Regions from separate parts of the Homo sapiens genome. Here region 1 is linked to region 2. A link is an interaction called in ENCODE POLR2A ChIA-PET data of the cell type or tissue named here. Cell type or tissue: Panc1. All regions are shown on one strand.

What was found. Peaks named below come from ENCODE experiments on the same cell type or tissue, not always from the same donor. Only the 100,000 strongest peaks of a DNase experiment are listed, where the experiment ranks them.
Region 1: POLR2A ChIA-PET joins it to region 2 with 5 read pairs; 2 of 35 experiments call an interaction of 5 or more read pairs at or near these places.

What each region holds. Positions count from the first base shown.
Region 1 is chr10:95,618,509-95,622,508 of GRCh38, forward strand. ALDH18A1 (aldehyde dehydrogenase 18 family member A1) reads right to left here. Exons shown (of 18, transcript NM_002860.4): 12 at 2,523-2,743. Among named protein-coding and RNA genes, the nearest start is that of ALDH18A1, 36 kb to the right of the region's middle. In Panc1, no CTCF peak of the experiment used is centred here; no DNase peak of the experiment used is centred here.
Region 2 is chr10:95,224,559-95,228,558 of GRCh38, forward strand. It overlaps ACSM6 (acyl-CoA synthetase medium chain family member 6), which reads left to right. Exons shown (of 11, transcript NM_207321.3): 10 at 732-833. LOC107984257 (a long non-coding RNA gene) reads right to left here. Exons shown (of 10, transcript XR_007062253.1): 2 at 3,780-3,872; 3 at 990-1,153. Among named protein-coding and RNA genes, the nearest start is that of ACSM6, 32 kb to the left of the region's middle. RefSeq lists an enhancer at 2,837-3,578. In Panc1, a CTCF peak has its summit at 751; no DNase peak of the experiment used is centred here; H3K27ac peaks cover 2,811 bases.

The DNA of each region.
Region 1 (4,000 bases), 390 kb after region 2:
TTTCACCATGTTGGCCAGGATGGTCTCAATCTCTTGACCTCGTGATTCACCTGCCTGGGCCTCCCAAAGTGCTGGGATTACAGGTGTCAGCCACTGTGCCTGGCCGACAGTTGCATTCTAATTTCCATTAACTACTGAAAGTTCTTTTTCCTAACAGATGTACTTATAGGAAGCCATCAGTGATACTGACAATAAAGGGGTCCTTTTCACATGGGCCAAGCCAGTTATTCATGAATGACAGCAGCAGGCTAACAGAGACTTGTGGTCAGAGAACAAAGTGAACCACAGGCTAAGATATTTGGAAATTTGCTCCTGCACTGTGGTATGGTAGGTTGATTTGGGTTCCAGTCCCAGTTGCACCTTACAGGTGTGACAGGAATATTACCTTCTATGAGGTTCAGTTTCTCCAGGTCTAAAATGGACATATGAACAACTACTTTAGGATACTGGAGGAATCAAGAACGTATATTACCTCAAGAACAACCTGAGAATAAAGTCTCAAAAATTATCTTTTTTTTGGTTAAAAGACCTTCACACACACACAATTGTCTTTGGGAAACCTATCTCCAGTATTGAAAATATATTCTTCAGGATACAAAATCAATGTGCAAAAATCACAAGCATTCCTATACATCAGTAACAGACAAACAGCCAAATCATGAGTGAACTCCCATTCACAATTGCTACAAAGAGAATAAAATACCTAGGAATCCAACTTACAAGGAATGTGAAGGACCTCTTCAAGGAGAACTACAAACCACTGCTCCACGAAATAAAAGAGGACACAAACAAATGGAAGAACATTCCATGCTCATGGATAGGAAGAATCAATATCATGAAAATGGCCATACTGCCCAAGGTAATTTATAGATTCGATGCCATCCCCATCAAGCTACCAATGACTTTCTTCACAGAATTGGAAAAACTACTTTAAAGTTCATACAGAACCAAAAAAGAGCCCGCATTGCCAAGACAATCCTAAGCAAAAAGAACAAAGCTGGAGGCATCATGCTACCTGACTTCAAACTACACTACAAGGCTACAGTAACCAAAACAGCATGGTACTGGTACCAAAACAGAGAGATAGACCAATGGAACAGAACAGAGGCCTAAGAAATAACACCACACATCTACAACCATCTGATTTTTGACAAACCTGACAAAAACAAGAAATGGGGAAAGGATTCCCTATTTAATAAATGGTGCTGGGAAAACTGGCTAGCCATATGTAGAGAGCTGAAACTGGATCCCTTCCTTACACCTTATACAAAAATTAATTCAAGATGGATTAAAAACTTAAATGTTAGACCTAAAACCATAAAAACCCTAGAAGAAAACCTAGGCAATATCATTCAGGACATAGGCATGGGCAAGGACTTCATGACTAAAACACCAAAAGCAATGACAGCAAAAGCCAAAATAGACAAATGGGATCTAATTAAACTAAAGAGCTTCTGCATGGCAAAAGAAACTACCATGAGAGTGAACAGGCAACCTACAGAATGGAGAAAATTTTTGCAATCTACCTATTTGACAAAGGGCTAATATCCAGAATCTTCAAATAACTCAAACAAATTTACGAGAAAAAAACAACCCCATCAAAAAGTGTGCAAAGGATATGAACAGACACTTCTCAAAAGAAGACATTTATGCAGCCAACAGACACATGAAAAAATGTTCATCGTCACTGGTCATCAGAGAAATGCAAATCAAAACCACAATGAGATACCATCTCATGCCTGTTAGAATGGCATTCATTAAAAAGTCAGGAAACAAGATGCTGGAGAGGATGTGGAGAAACAGGAACACTTTTACACTGTTGGTGGGAGTGTAAACTAGTTCAACCATTGTGGAAGACAGTGTGGCAATTCCTCAAGGATCTAGAACTAGAAATACGATTTGACCCAGCCATCCCATTACTGGGTATATACCCAAAGGATTATAAATCATGCTACTGTAAAGACACATGCACACGTATGTTTATTGTGGCACTATTCACAATAGCAAAGACTTGGAACCAACCCAAACGTCCATCAATGATAGACTGGATTAAGAAAACGTGGCACATATACACCATGGAATACTATGCAGCCATAAAAAAGGGTAAGTTCATGTCCTTTGCAGGGACATGGATGAAGCTGCATGATTCTCTTGAGAGAATCTCAGCAAACTCTCACAAGCACAGAAAACCAAACAATGCATGTTCTCACTCGTAGGTGGGAACTGAACAATGAGAACACTTGGACACAGGGTGGGGAACATCACACACTGGGGCCTGTCGGGGGGTGGGGGACTGGGGGAGGGATAGCATTAGGAGAAATAACTAATGTAAATGACGAGTTGATGGGTGCAGCAAACCAATATGGCACATGTATACCTATGTAACAAACCTGCACGTTGTGCACATGTACCCTAGAACTTAAATTAAAAAAAAAAAAAAAGAAAAGAAAATATATTCTTCCTCCAATATCCACACCAGCCCCCAATGGCAGGGTATTTATTCTCCCGGGGTATATACACACCTGGGGTAGACAGTCAGGACGAGATTCAAAGATCACCAGCAGAACTCCAATTGGGACAGTCACTTGTTCCAGTTCCAAGTTTTTGGCGATTCGGGTGCGGCGCAAAACACGTCCCACGCTGTCCTGGGAGGAGGCTGCGATCTGTCGCAGACCGATGGCCAGGCTGTTCAATTTGGATGTGGAGAGGCTTAAACGTTTCAGCAGAGGAGCTGCAAGTCTCCCTGAAAAGCCATTAAGAGGATATGATAAAGTAGCAGACCTGGCAGGCTACAGCTACCAACCGATGTGTCTTTTTTTTTTTTTTTTTGAGACAGGGTCTCACTCTGACGCCCAGGCTGGAGTGCAGTGGCATGATCTAGGCCCAATGCAACCTCTGCCTCCTGGGTTCAAGCGATTCTCCCACCTCAGCCTCCTTAGTAGCTGGGACTACAGGCATGCACCACCAGGCCTGGCTTATTTTTGTAGAGATGGGGGTTTCACCAGGTTGGCCAGGTTGATCTCGAACTCCTCAACTCAAGTGATCCACCTGCCTCGACCTCCCAAAGTGCTGGGATTACAAGTGCGAGCCACCGTGCCTGGCCCAACTGATGTGTCTTGATGTTTTACTGAACATGTGGGACTGCATTAGGAACAGACTTGGGAAGACAATGACATGCCACTTAAACTGTCTTTCTTGGGGGTCCATTTGGTAGTACATAGCATCATGTAAAGCTGTGTACCCTGATACCCTTTGTCCCAGCAATTTCAGTTCCAGAAATTTATCATTTGTATGAACAGAAAGGCATGTAATAAGGATACTTAGCATGGCATTTTTGTAATGCTGAGAAATTGAATTCTACCTAAATATTCAGACAATGGTTTATAATTCAGTTATTATAAATAATATATCTAGGTTCACTGACATGGAGAGCTGTCTAGGATATAGTCTACGAAAAAGGCAAACTATAAAACAGCATGTATGATATGATCTTATTTATCAAACACTGCACATATATGTGTGCACGGGAAGAAATCTGGAACGCATCCAGAATAGTAATAATCTATCTTTCTATTTTTTTTATAATGAGTGAATTATTTTTATAATCAGAACCAACAAAGATGTTTTCTTCTAAAATAAAATGTTAAATATTTTGGGAAGGAGAACAGAATTTTAAAAAAGAAAACTTTTTTCCTTTTTTTCTTTTAGAGACAGGGTCTCAGTGTGCCGCCCAGGCTAGACTGCAGTGGTGCAATCATAGCTCACTGAAGCCTTGAACTCCGGGGCTCAAGTGATCCTCCTGCTTCAGTCTCCAGAGTAGCTAGGACTACAGGCACGTATCACCATGGCTGGCTAATTTTAAAACATATTTTGTAGAGATAGGGGGTCTCACTATGTTGCCCAGGCTGGTCTCGAACTCCTGGGCTAAAGTGATTCCTCTGTCTCCACTTCCCAAAGTGCTGGGATTACTGGTATGAGCGACCATGCTTGGCTGAAAAAA
Region 2 (4,000 bases):
CCCAGCTAATTTTGTATTTTTAGTAGAGACAGGGTTTCTCCATGTTGGTCAGGCTGGTCTCGAACTCCCGACCTCAGGTGATCTGCCCACCTCGGCCTCCCAAAGTGCTGGGATTACAGGCGTGAGCCACCACGCCCAGCCAATAACTCATTATTTTCAAACTGTATTTTATTTATTCCTAACCTGCCCTCTAATTCTTAATAGGAAAAAATAACACCACCTCCTAGACTGTTATAAAACTGCCAAATCTGTTTTTAAATTTTCATGTTCTTTATATTTCTTTTCTTATACATAAGATGGCTAATTAAGTGTCCTTGTTTGAAAGGCCTTTCTGAGATGCTGGCTTTCTTAAAACTTTGTACTAACCAGGCAATGGAGCCCTTACCTGTATTGTCTTATTTCATCCTCACAATAAAGCTGTATAATAGGTGCACTTTAAATCTCTGATTTTCTAGATGAGGAAACTGAGGTACAGAGAAGTATCCAAGAATCTCAGAGTCAGAAGGTGTCAGAGTGGACATGCAAACCCAAATATTTCCAGCTCTGGCACCCTCACACTGACGACTGAACCACACTGCCTCTTAGGTTGCCCAGTATCTAAGTACACCAACCAAGCACTTTCCTGGCATCTTAAATGGGGGTAGAAAGGCTTAAGTTTAGATCTTGTGGTGTTTTAGGAAGAGCACAAGTGGTTTGTAAGGAAAATTCCTTTAGTGATTATCTAATTTCAGATTGTGGATGAAAACTCAAATCTCCTGCCTCCAGGGGAAGAAGGAAATATTGCAATCCGCATAAAACTAAACCAACCTGCTTCTCTGTACTGTCCACACATGGTAAGAAAATTTTCTTCTTTCCTAAATACTTTCATTGTTGCTACTAATCGTAGTGCCATTATTGTTGAGTACTTTATGATTTGCCAAATACTTTTGTCCCAATTTTTAATTTTGCAAATTTTTGAGTCTCCAAAAATGTTAAATAGTAGCACTCACCTACATTCACTTCTTATTAAGATTTTGCCCCATTTACTTCATATTTGCACATTTTTGATGAGACATTTGGGAGTAAATGCAGACATTATGACACTTTGTCCTTAAATATTTCAGCAGCATCCTCCTAATAAGGACTTTCTTCTTAAACATCAGCACCATCACATCTATGAAAATTAAAAATAATTATTTAATACTATCTAATATCTAGCCAATACTTAGACTTTCTCAATTGTACTCAGATGTGTTTTATACCTTTTGTAAATCCAGAATTCAATCAAAGTTCATGCATTTATTTGGTTCTCATATCTCTTTAGTTGTTTTTATCTATAACTGTTCCACCACCATGTTTTTCGTGACGTGGACATTTTGAAGAATAGAGGACGGTTGTGTTAAAAAATGCCTCACTTTCTAGGCTTACATATTGTTTCTTTATAATGAGATCCAGGATAAACATCTTTCTCAAGACTATTATGTAGATGATGTATATTTCTTATTTGCTTATGGGGGGAAACATTAGGTTGTCTCATTTTGGATGCTGATCATTTTGATCTTTTGATTAAGGAGGTGAGTGCCATTTCCATTGTAAAGGTACATTTTCCTCTTTGTAATTAGTAATAATCTGCCGTGTAACAATTTGAGACTCTGTAAATATCCTATTCTCCAATTAACTTTCACCCAATCATTTTAGCATCCATAGATGATTCTTTTCTTTTTGGAAACAATTATTAAAATAAAGAGTGGCTGGGCACAGTGGCTCATGCCTGTAATCTCAACACTTTGGGAAGCTAAGATGGACAGATCACTTGAGCCCAGGGGTTCAAGACTAGCCTGGGCAACATGGCAAAACTCCATCTCTACAAAAAAAAAATACAAAAATTAGCCAGGCATGGTGGCATGCACCTGTAGTCCCAGCTACTCAGGAGGCTGAGGTGGGAGGATAAACTGAGAGCAGGACGTCAAGAGTGTAGTGAGCTGGGTGTGATGGCACCACTGTGCTCCAGCCTGGGCAACAGAGCAATACCCTGTCTCAAAAACAAATAAATAAAATGGAGGGTGCAGAACGGTGATTTTCAAACTGCTATTTCTTATACATTAATTAGGTGGCATTATTCCATAAAGATGAGCAGTCCATTTTATCTATAAAGAGAGGCTTTCTTTTAACTACTTTTAAAATATTTATTTAGCCTTTCCTGATAATAAAACTCACTTGTGTTCAATATAGACAACTTTCAGAAATACAGAAAAGACCAAAGAAGAAAAGCATATTAACTCATAATGCCACCATTCTTAGCCACTATTAACATTTGATGTGTATATATCCTTCATTCTTTTTCTATTTATTTGTCTTGTTTTATAAAAGTGGGATTGTACTCTATCAGCTTTTGTGAAGCCTGTTTTTTTACTTATGATTTTCAGGGATCAGTAAATCTTATATGACAACTTTTTTTTTTTTTTTTGAAACAGGGTCTCACTCAGTCACCCAGGCTGGAGTGCAGTGGCACAATCTTGGCTCACTGCAACCTCCACCTCCCGGGTTCAAGCGATTCTACTGCCTCAGCCTCATGAGTAGCTGGGATTACCAGCTCTCACCACCACGCCTAGCTAATTTTTGTATTTTTAGTAGAAACAGGGTTTTACCATGTTGGCCAGGTTGGTCTGGAACTCCTGACTTCAAGTGATCCACCTGCCTCAGCCTCCCAAAATGCCAACAGCCACCGCACCCAGCCCTTATATGAAAACATTTTTAATAATTTTATAAAATCTTATCAAGGAGAACTATCATGATCTATTTAACATACCTGCTATTGTTGAAAATTTTGGTTACTTCCAATGTTTTATATTGTAAATATTTCTTCAATGAGTATCCTTGTTAACTCTTTAAATGCCTCTTTGAGTATCTCTCGTGGAGTTTTTGAGTTAAAGCCTAGGTAAAACGTTTTAAATATTTTAATAATTTCTGTGAGAGAATAATGCTGAATATTTCCAGACTGATAACACAACTTCAATACACTGAGACTTTAAAATCATGTTCTCACCCATAAGACAGATTCCAAAGAAGAGACCCAGATATCTCACATACCTACTGGGATTATTGTGCTGTTTGAGAATGAGCTGCTTACACAGCTTTTCACCAAAGTTTATTAGAACTCTAACAAGCAGGTTGTCCATTAGATCTAAGAATCTGGACACATTGGTGACGTGGTCTCTATGGCAATGAGTCAAATGCTGTTAGAATCTGGCCGGGCGCGGTGGCTCATGCCTGTAATCCCAGCACTTTGGGAGGCCAAGGCAGGCGGATCACCTGAGGTCAGGAGTTTGAGAGCAGCCTGGCCAACATGGCAAAACCCCATCTCTACTAAAAATACAAAAAAAATTAGCCGGGCTTGGTGATCGGCGCCTGTAATCCCAGCTACTGGGGAGGCTGAGACACGAGAATCACTTGAACCTGGGTGGCAGATGTTGGCAGTGAGCCGACATCACACCACTGCATTCCAACTTGCGTGACAGAGTGAGACTGTTTCAATTAAAAAAAAAAAAAGAATCTGTGAACACTCCATGGAACGATCCTGCAAAATGGGCCAATCTCATGCAAAGGGAAATTTTCACCAATCACTCTAATTGTGCTTCTGGTGTAAGAACCTTTAGCTGAAGCCACCTTTTTCTGATGGAATTTTGGTCAGGGGCGGTATGAAAATTAAAGGCACAATTCAAAGACAGGGAACAGTGATTGCATCTGATGGATGATGAGCCTGAGAAAATAGCAGCCAACACTCCTTACACATACTGTACCTGGCCTTGTGCTAAAATGCTGTGTCCATGTTGCCTCATTTAAGCCTCAGGACAAACCTCTGAGTGAAGTGCCATCATTACTCTTGTTTCTAGCTGGGACAAAAAAAAAAAAGCTGAAGTTAAGAGAAATGACCAAGGAAAGTTCTCCGTGTTTGTTGAGTTTTCTATGTGAGATCCCCTGGAGAGTGGGGATCCTGACTTATTTTTCTCAGTCTCCCCTG